Regions from separate parts of the Homo sapiens genome. Here regions 2 and 3 are each linked to region 1. Evidence: chromatin loops called from intact Hi-C (ENCODE). Cell type or tissue: mammary epithelial cell. All regions are shown on one strand.

Region 1 (2,500 bases):
CCCAGTGAACAGGTGTTCAAGCACCCACAAACCTCCTCCTTTTGCAGGGCGTGGACCTGCAAGCTCCCCTGAACAGAGTCAGTAGGAAGCCCAGTGGCACCCAGGCGAAGTGAGAGAATCAGCTACTCAAAATGGGACCAGGACCGTGGAGAGGTGGCATGTCCTTCAGAAGGGGCAGGGAGGGCTGACAGGGAGAGTTGCAGAGGGACACAGAGAGATAGAAAAAAAGGGTTATCCTTGTGTGGTTTAAGGGTCAAGTTCATTACATGAGGCCCAGCCACCGGCTGTGAGACTTGGCTTCACAATGACTCCACCCAGCATGGGTGCCCATAATGCAGTTTCATGTGTTTCTCCCTTAACCGCAGAGCATGGTTGAAGATGAAACCTGTGGGGTTTTCAAAAAGGCCAGCTCTGGTTTTCAACAAAGAGACTTTTAATAAAGCCGTAAACTGGGTGAATCATAGTCCTCATTGGCTTCTCTTTTCTTCTCCTATGTAATTTTAATCCTCTTGTTTGTTTCTGAGCCGATTTCATCATTTTTATCTACTTGTCTAAACTAACCCAAACTCCTTAAAAACTTCAAGTTAGTTTTTGTTAATATTTAATATTTTATTTCAGGTTTCTGCGTTGGATTCACACAGGTCGCAAAAAAATGCACCACTATCACCACCACACCTGGCTATTTGGGCCATTGGAAGCCTCTTTTTCTCAGGAAGGAAGGCCCGTGGCTCATATTCCATGGAGATCAGGGAGTGATTCTCCTGCCTTAGTAGCTTCTGCGTTGTAACATTGGAAGTTTTGAATAGAAACTTCATCTGTGGGAGGGTGGTTATAGAAAGGAAGTTTTAAAATGATTAAATGTTTCAACAATAGTATTTTGACTATAAGATCTGAAAAACTGAGTAAGTAACTAGAATTCACTGCTTAGGAGAGACGAAATAGAATTGAACTGTTACCAATAAAAGATTGGGTCGTCTTGTTTTTTTTGTTTTGTTTTTTTAGATGGAGTCTTGCTCTGTTGCCCAGGCAGTGGTGCGATCTCAGCTCACTGAAGCCTCTGCCTCCCAGGTTCAAGCGATTCTCCTGCTTTGCCCTCCCGAGTAGCTGGGATTACAGGTATCCACCACCACACCCGGCTAATTTTTGTATTTTTAGTAGAGACGGGGTTTCACCATCTTGGCCAGGCTGGTCTCAAACTCCTGACCTCAAGTGATCCACCCACCTCAGCCTCGCAAAGTGCTGGAATTACAGACGTGAACCACCACACCCAGCCTGGATCTGCTTGTCTATTTAAGTTATTAACGAATTTTTTTTACTGATTTACCTATAGCCATGTGGAGAGTACATGATATTTCAAAATATCTTCAATATAAGTGATATTTATTTAGCCCCAAATGTTGCATGCCTTAATTCTATATTTGAGCATATGCTTTAGATTTGGTTTGTGGTAAAATGGAGCATTCCCTCTAGTGTTATGTAGTATGATGGCAGTGAATGAAAGAGTGAAATTTTGTATCTTATTGCAGTAGAGTACTAAGGAAGATGACAGATTCTCCTTATTTGGAGAACAGGAAGTGGTCTAGGATTGAAATCCAAAAAAATCAAATTTGTTTGGTGTTACCAGTAGTGACCTGCCTTGATGTGGCTTCTTCAGATGCAACTAGAACCAAAAATTGTGACATCTGAAAGTAGTGGGAGAATTTGAGGAACATGAGTCAGAACCTGTTACCTAAAATTTCAGCCTCTGAAGTCACTATTCCCAGGATGAATGACTGGCTTTACAGAGTCCCTGCAATTATCATCACCTGGAGTAGATGGAGAAAAAGGTCGTTTGAGAAGACTAAGGCTTAAATGAAATAGCATTTTGAAGATTCTTTCTGAGCCATTCGGATTTCCTTACTTGATCTCTTAACTGCTTCAACTTATCCAGAGAGCAGTTCTATTCTTTCTACTCCTTGAATGAATAAGAGAAAAGTAATTTGTGGTTTACTAACATCTGCATCAGGGTTAAATGATATTTGTTAAAGATGTTTAAGTCCTGGACACCACGCTGACCAGTAGAATCGAAGTGTTGTAAACTGCATTTTTAAAAACCTCTCTAAGTGTTTTTTTGGCATCCTAAAATTTGGGAACTACTGGTCTGTAGTATGAGGGCCAGTAGCCACATACATAATGAATGCTTTTGTTGATACTGATGTTATTACCAGAGTTAATTTTAATGAAAACTGAAGCTGATTAAGACACTCTTACTGCCTACTTCTGCTTAAAGGATTCCTTTTTCTTTCTTTCTTTCTTTTTTATTTTTATTTTTTTTTTTGAGACAGGGTCTCTGTCACCCAGGCTGGAGCACACTGGTACAATCACAGCTCACTGTAGCCTTGACCTCCCAGGCTCAAGTGATCCTCCTGCCTCAGCCTCCTGAGTAGCTGGGACTACAGGTGCTCACCACCATGCCCAGCTAATTTTTATTTATTTTTGTAGAGACGGGGTCTTGCCACGT
Region 2 (2,500 bases), 190 kb after region 1:
GTTTTACTCATTGACCCACTTTCATTAAACAAATAATTTTTTTGAATCTTTTGAAAATTTCAATAACTTTTGGGGTACAAGTGGTTTTTGGTTACATGGCTGAATTGTATTGTGGTGAAGTCTGAGATTTTTAGTGCATTCATTCCTCAAGTAATGTGCACTGAACTCAATATGTAGATTTTTACTCCTCACCTGCCTCCCACCCTCCTCTCTTCTGACTGAGTCTCTAAAGCTCATTATACCACTCTGTATGTGTTTGCATACCAATAGCTTAGCTCTCACTTATAAGTGAGAACACACAGTGGTTTTCCATTCCTGAGTTACTTCACTTGGAATGATGGCCTCCATCCTTCCTCTTTTTTTATTGGCGACAACAGTCAACTGTGGCTCATTTGAGAGTAAAATTATCTCTTGTTCCCAAGTCATCAAAATAATCACATGCTCCCATAACTAACACCATCTTAGGCATCATCAACATCATCAACAATCTTTACTAAACACCTAGATGTGCATGATACTGTTAGGTTTGACCTATCAGAAGGAACTATTTCCGGATCCCTGAAACTTGCCTAGAGCTTTCTTTAACACTCAGAGAGTATGCTTGAAATAGAAAAATCGTTCACTTGGCTTTGTCAAGCAATCAGGCTTAGATCCCTGGAGTAGATATCCTTTTCCCTGACGTTGCTGCCATGTGTTGTAGGAGTAAAGCAAATACAAAAGATGGTAGAGGAGGCATCTCTCTACTGTTGACCAAAGGACCAGGAATTTCCCAGCTCTGCAGTAACTGAACTCTCTAAAGAAGAGCATGACTAATTCGTATGAATATTACCTTCTTTAGCTTTCATAGAAGCCTCTAAAGCATGACACTTAATTGTTTTTCTTATTAGTTCAAAAATAAAACATGTTGAAGATATTACCATGGCTACTCCTTTAATTAATAAAAAGGCTGTGTTGAGTTTAAAAACAACTAACTCTTTTCATATCCAAGTTACTTTTAGTAGCTATTATAAATTATTACCTTCCTTTACATCAGAAGTTTCTTATGACTAAAGGCCGAGCCAGCCCCCATGATGCTCTTTAACAATGACTCTTATGTTTCTTTTGGTAAACTCATAATGTTAATTACACTGTGCAACAGATGGAGCGCCTTCCATCAAGGACCTCAATGCACCTTAGAAACATCATGAGTCATCAAAGCCCTTCTGTAATGGAGGTAAATATCCATGGCCACAATTTTACAGTTAAAGAAGCACGAAGAAGGTAAGTGTCTTTGTTTTTTAAAGCCGAATACATTTTGGTAAAACAATTTATCATTTAAGAAGGCAGAGAAACTCGAAGAATATTTACTGAACAAAGAAATGAATGAAATGGTTCATCAGCAAGATTTGGTTCCCTCTCAATAAATACCTGAACGATATTAATTATTTTGATGAGCGATGGGTAAATAAATCAGAAGCTATCTACTGCCAGCTAATCAGTCTTTATAATGACTGGTGTGGAAAATGGCTACTTGACTACCATAGTGATAGAGCAAATCTAGATAATAAAAATGGCCACTTTTGTAACATGATACAGAAACACTGAAATTTTGAGCTAAAAGATTCTAAAGGTTGTCCAGTTAAGCACTTTAACATTTTAGATGAGAAAATTGAGATCCAGAAATGTTAATAGGTGGCCTGCATGAAATCATTTAGCTTTTGAAACCTTAATTTAATTTAATACTTCTTCCTGTTTCAGAAAGTATTTACTTGGCTCGGTCTCTCAGCTGGTTAGTGGCATTGATAACTAGAATCCAGGCTCCTGACCTTAAGTAATCCATCTTCCCGCCAAATTTCATTTAAAAAAAAACTTTTACAAATGATTGTCTTCCTACACCCTAAGTATCATAAAAAACATATAAAGTGAAATTTGTTAGGAGGTTACTTTTGTTACACTTTTCTTTAATTGATGGGGAATCTGATATTCAGGAAATTGAAGGGAATCACTCAGGGTCCCATGGCTGGTTACCAGCATACAGAGGCCTAGAATCCCTACTTCCCCTCTTTTCCACTACTTCAGAATCTGGAACTTTCATCTGTTAATCAAGATACCAATAACCAAAACCACCTATATAATTTCATTCTGATTTTTCTGCAATCTTTGTTTACTAAAAACAAATGAGAAATAAACAAGGTAATATTAGGGATTTTAAAAATGAAAAAGAAAGAAAGAAAATAGAGTCCAGGACATACCATTAGATCAGTAGTAATTGAAATTCCCGTCATTTATTTGATATCTTTCAAACCCGTGAATCCAGATAATGATTATAACTTATTCTAAGAACATTGAAGCATTATAAGATACCAAAGTGCTTACTGACTTTTCAGAGATTAAACTATTTCCATGAAGGTTTCAAGGCTGTACATTTTTTTTTATTTATGATGAAAACTGGCAATCACAGGCAAAATGTATAGTAATCCTCACTGAGCAAGAACATCTAAATAAAATAGCACATTGATTC
Region 3 (2,500 bases), 380 kb before region 1:
GATCTGATTTTATATCAAAAGATCACTGTAATGTAGAGAATAGATTGGAATGGCATAAGCCTGTTAGACAGAGAGGGTCTACTTTTAGAGGTTATTTCCATTATCCAGATGAGAGGTGATAATGGAACTGGATTAGTATCAGTAAAGATGAGAGAAATGGGCCAGGTTGGAAAAGTATTTAGGAGACAGAGCCGACAGGACTCAGTGACTAGATTGGATTGGTTGGATGAGAACTCGTTAAGGATGTCAGCAAGGTTTCTGAATTAAACAGCTGCATAAATAGTGATATAGTTTTTAAAACATTAGAAAATACAAAGCTTTAATAGGAAAACATGATAAATTTAGTTGTTTCACTTGAAGTGTCTGTGGCATCTACAAATAAAAGAGTTGACTGTAGAAGAATCTGAACCTCAAGAGAAAGATCTGGGAATTAGAGAGGCCTGTGGTATAGATAGTATTATTACTATTTTACAAATAAGTACTGTTGGTTCTGTGGTTCAATTCTGTTGTGGATTTAATAGGCTTTTGTTGACTGATATAATAACTTTAAAATATATGGGAACTTCCTATGGTTATTCCTAAGCAATCCACATAGCCATATAAACTTTGGTATGTAATCATCTTGAAAATTTCCTCATTTTTTAGGTTTTTGCTGTTTTTTAAAAAAAAATCTTTAAAGTTTATCCCATTGTAACATAAATGTGGTTGGTAGGGGTAGGTTGGTAGGTAAGGCTGTGTGGGGAAACAACCAACAGAGCCGTTTCTGGAAGTAGGAAAACTGAAAGCAGATGTCCTTGTCTCCTTGTCTCCAGTGTTCTTCTGACCCCCTATCCACATCAAAATGGACACTACCTAACCAGGGGATTCCTGGGATTGGGGCTGCCCTGTGGATGCCCCAGCCAGCCACAGGGCTCAGAATTGATTGGATGTATACTGAGGCTAGAGTGGACAATTGCCACCAGGTGGTGCCAAATTGCAGCCTGAGCCCAGATGAATTTGAATTTCACAGGACACCTAACTAGCTAGGTGTACAGGCTTGCCTTTATCATTTTAATCTCACAGTAATCCAACTCTATGTTTTATGTAATCTTTGGGGATCATAGTTTCTTCATTATGGCAGATTTAACTGTAGTTAGAGCTTGTATCATACTAATCTTCCACACAGTAAAAAGTAAATTATAAATTACTTCTTTTGAAATCTTAGAACTTAAAATGGCTAAAGAAAGAATTTTAATATTTCCTGTTATAAAACATGAAATTCATAATAAGTTTACACATTTAAGGTTGTGTGTGTGTGTTTAGGTAAATTAATCTTTTGCTTTGGCCTGAGATGTGTAATTATGTTAATTACTAGTATTTTATCAAAGTGTGCTGTTACAATAAGTTGAAATGGATGAAGTACTTACACTTGCATATTTATATTTGGTCTCCTTATCTCTCCCCCAATAAACTTTTTTTTTTTTTTTTTTTGACGGAGTCTTGCTCTGTCACCCAGACTGGAGTGCAGTGGCGTGATCTCAGCTCACTGCAACCTCCACCTCCCGAGTCCAAGCGATTCTCCTGTCTCAGCCTTCTGAGTAGCTGGGATTACAGGTTCGCGCCACCACGCCCGGCTAATTTTCATATTTTTAGTACGGATGGGGTTTCACCATCTGTTGGCCAGGCTGTTCTCAAACTCCTGACCTCAGGTAGTCTGCCTGCCTCGGCCTCCCAAAGTGCTGGGATTACAGGCGTGAGCCACCATGCCCGGCCCCAATAAACATTTTCTAAAGAAACTGAAATGATGATTAATGAAATATATTTTGCCTTTAATTTGTTGTCTATACATTGGAGGATATTAAAAGGATACTTTTTCTTTTCTCTTCTTTAATATGGAAAAGGCACATGGAACTTACTCTGTCCAATCTTGGTATCTGACCTGCAGTCATTCCACTAGTTCTTGAAGTTAAAGTATTGAGAGAAAAGAAAGAGAGTAGAAGATATAAAGACTTAAGAAAAGGGCAATTATAAATGAAGAGAGAACTTGGATATTTAGATACATCAAACATACTGTAGTTGAAATTATAATATGTATGTATGCTTTGGTCCAGTTTGTGAATTAAGCTTTTTTGTCTTTTCTGTATTTTCTAGTTACTTAAAATTCCACTTTGGAGCTGTAGGAAATGAGTGAAAGGTACTACAGTGCTGAGATGTATTATATAAATAACTTCTTGCTTAGTAGGTATTATGTGACAGAAATGTTATGGACCCTCTTATGCATTTGGAAATAAGACATTCTGTGAGTGGGAGTATATTATGAAAGAGATTTGGATCAAAAGACTGAACTTGATCCTGGTTCTACCACTTACTAGCTCAGCAGATAAGTCACTTAATATCCCTGAAGTTTAATTTCTTCTTTTATAAAATGGGCTAATAGGCTAGGTGTGGTGGCTAACACCTGTAATACCAACACTTTGGGAGACTGAGGCAGATGGATTGCTTAAGTCTAGGAGTTCGAGAC

Evidence for each region. Peaks named below come from ENCODE experiments on the same cell type or tissue, not always from the same donor. Only the 100,000 strongest peaks of a DNase experiment are listed, where the experiment ranks them.
Region 2: it touches region 1 in a loop (9-fold over the local background); 8 of 110 quality-filtered maps call a loop at or near these places.
Region 3: a loop joins it to region 1, with 12 times the contacts of the local background. A loop is called at or near these places in 2 of 110 quality-filtered maps.

Annotation. Positions count from the first base shown.
Region 1 is chr13:73,223,270-73,225,769 of GRCh38, forward strand. No RefSeq gene overlaps it. Among named protein-coding and RNA genes, the nearest start is that of KLF5, 170 kb to the left of the region's middle. RefSeq lists an enhancer at 509-1,708. In mammary epithelial cell, a CTCF peak has its summit at 1,472; DNase peaks (open chromatin) are centred at 372 and 1,682.
Region 2 is chr13:73,410,480-73,412,979 of GRCh38, forward strand. No RefSeq gene overlaps it. Among named protein-coding and RNA genes, the nearest start is that of LINC00392, 150 kb to the right of the region's middle. In mammary epithelial cell, no CTCF peak of the experiment used is centred here; DNase peaks (open chromatin) are centred at 792 and 1,102; H3K27ac peaks cover 2,500 bases.
Region 3 is chr13:72,839,074-72,841,573 of GRCh38, forward strand. The region is part of intron 9 of PIBF1 (progesterone immunomodulatory binding factor 1); the gene reads left to right. Among named protein-coding and RNA genes, the nearest start is that of PIBF1, 58 kb to the left of the region's middle. In mammary epithelial cell, a CTCF peak has its summit at 964 (motif pointing right); a DNase peak (open chromatin) is centred at 958; H3K27ac peaks cover 292 bases.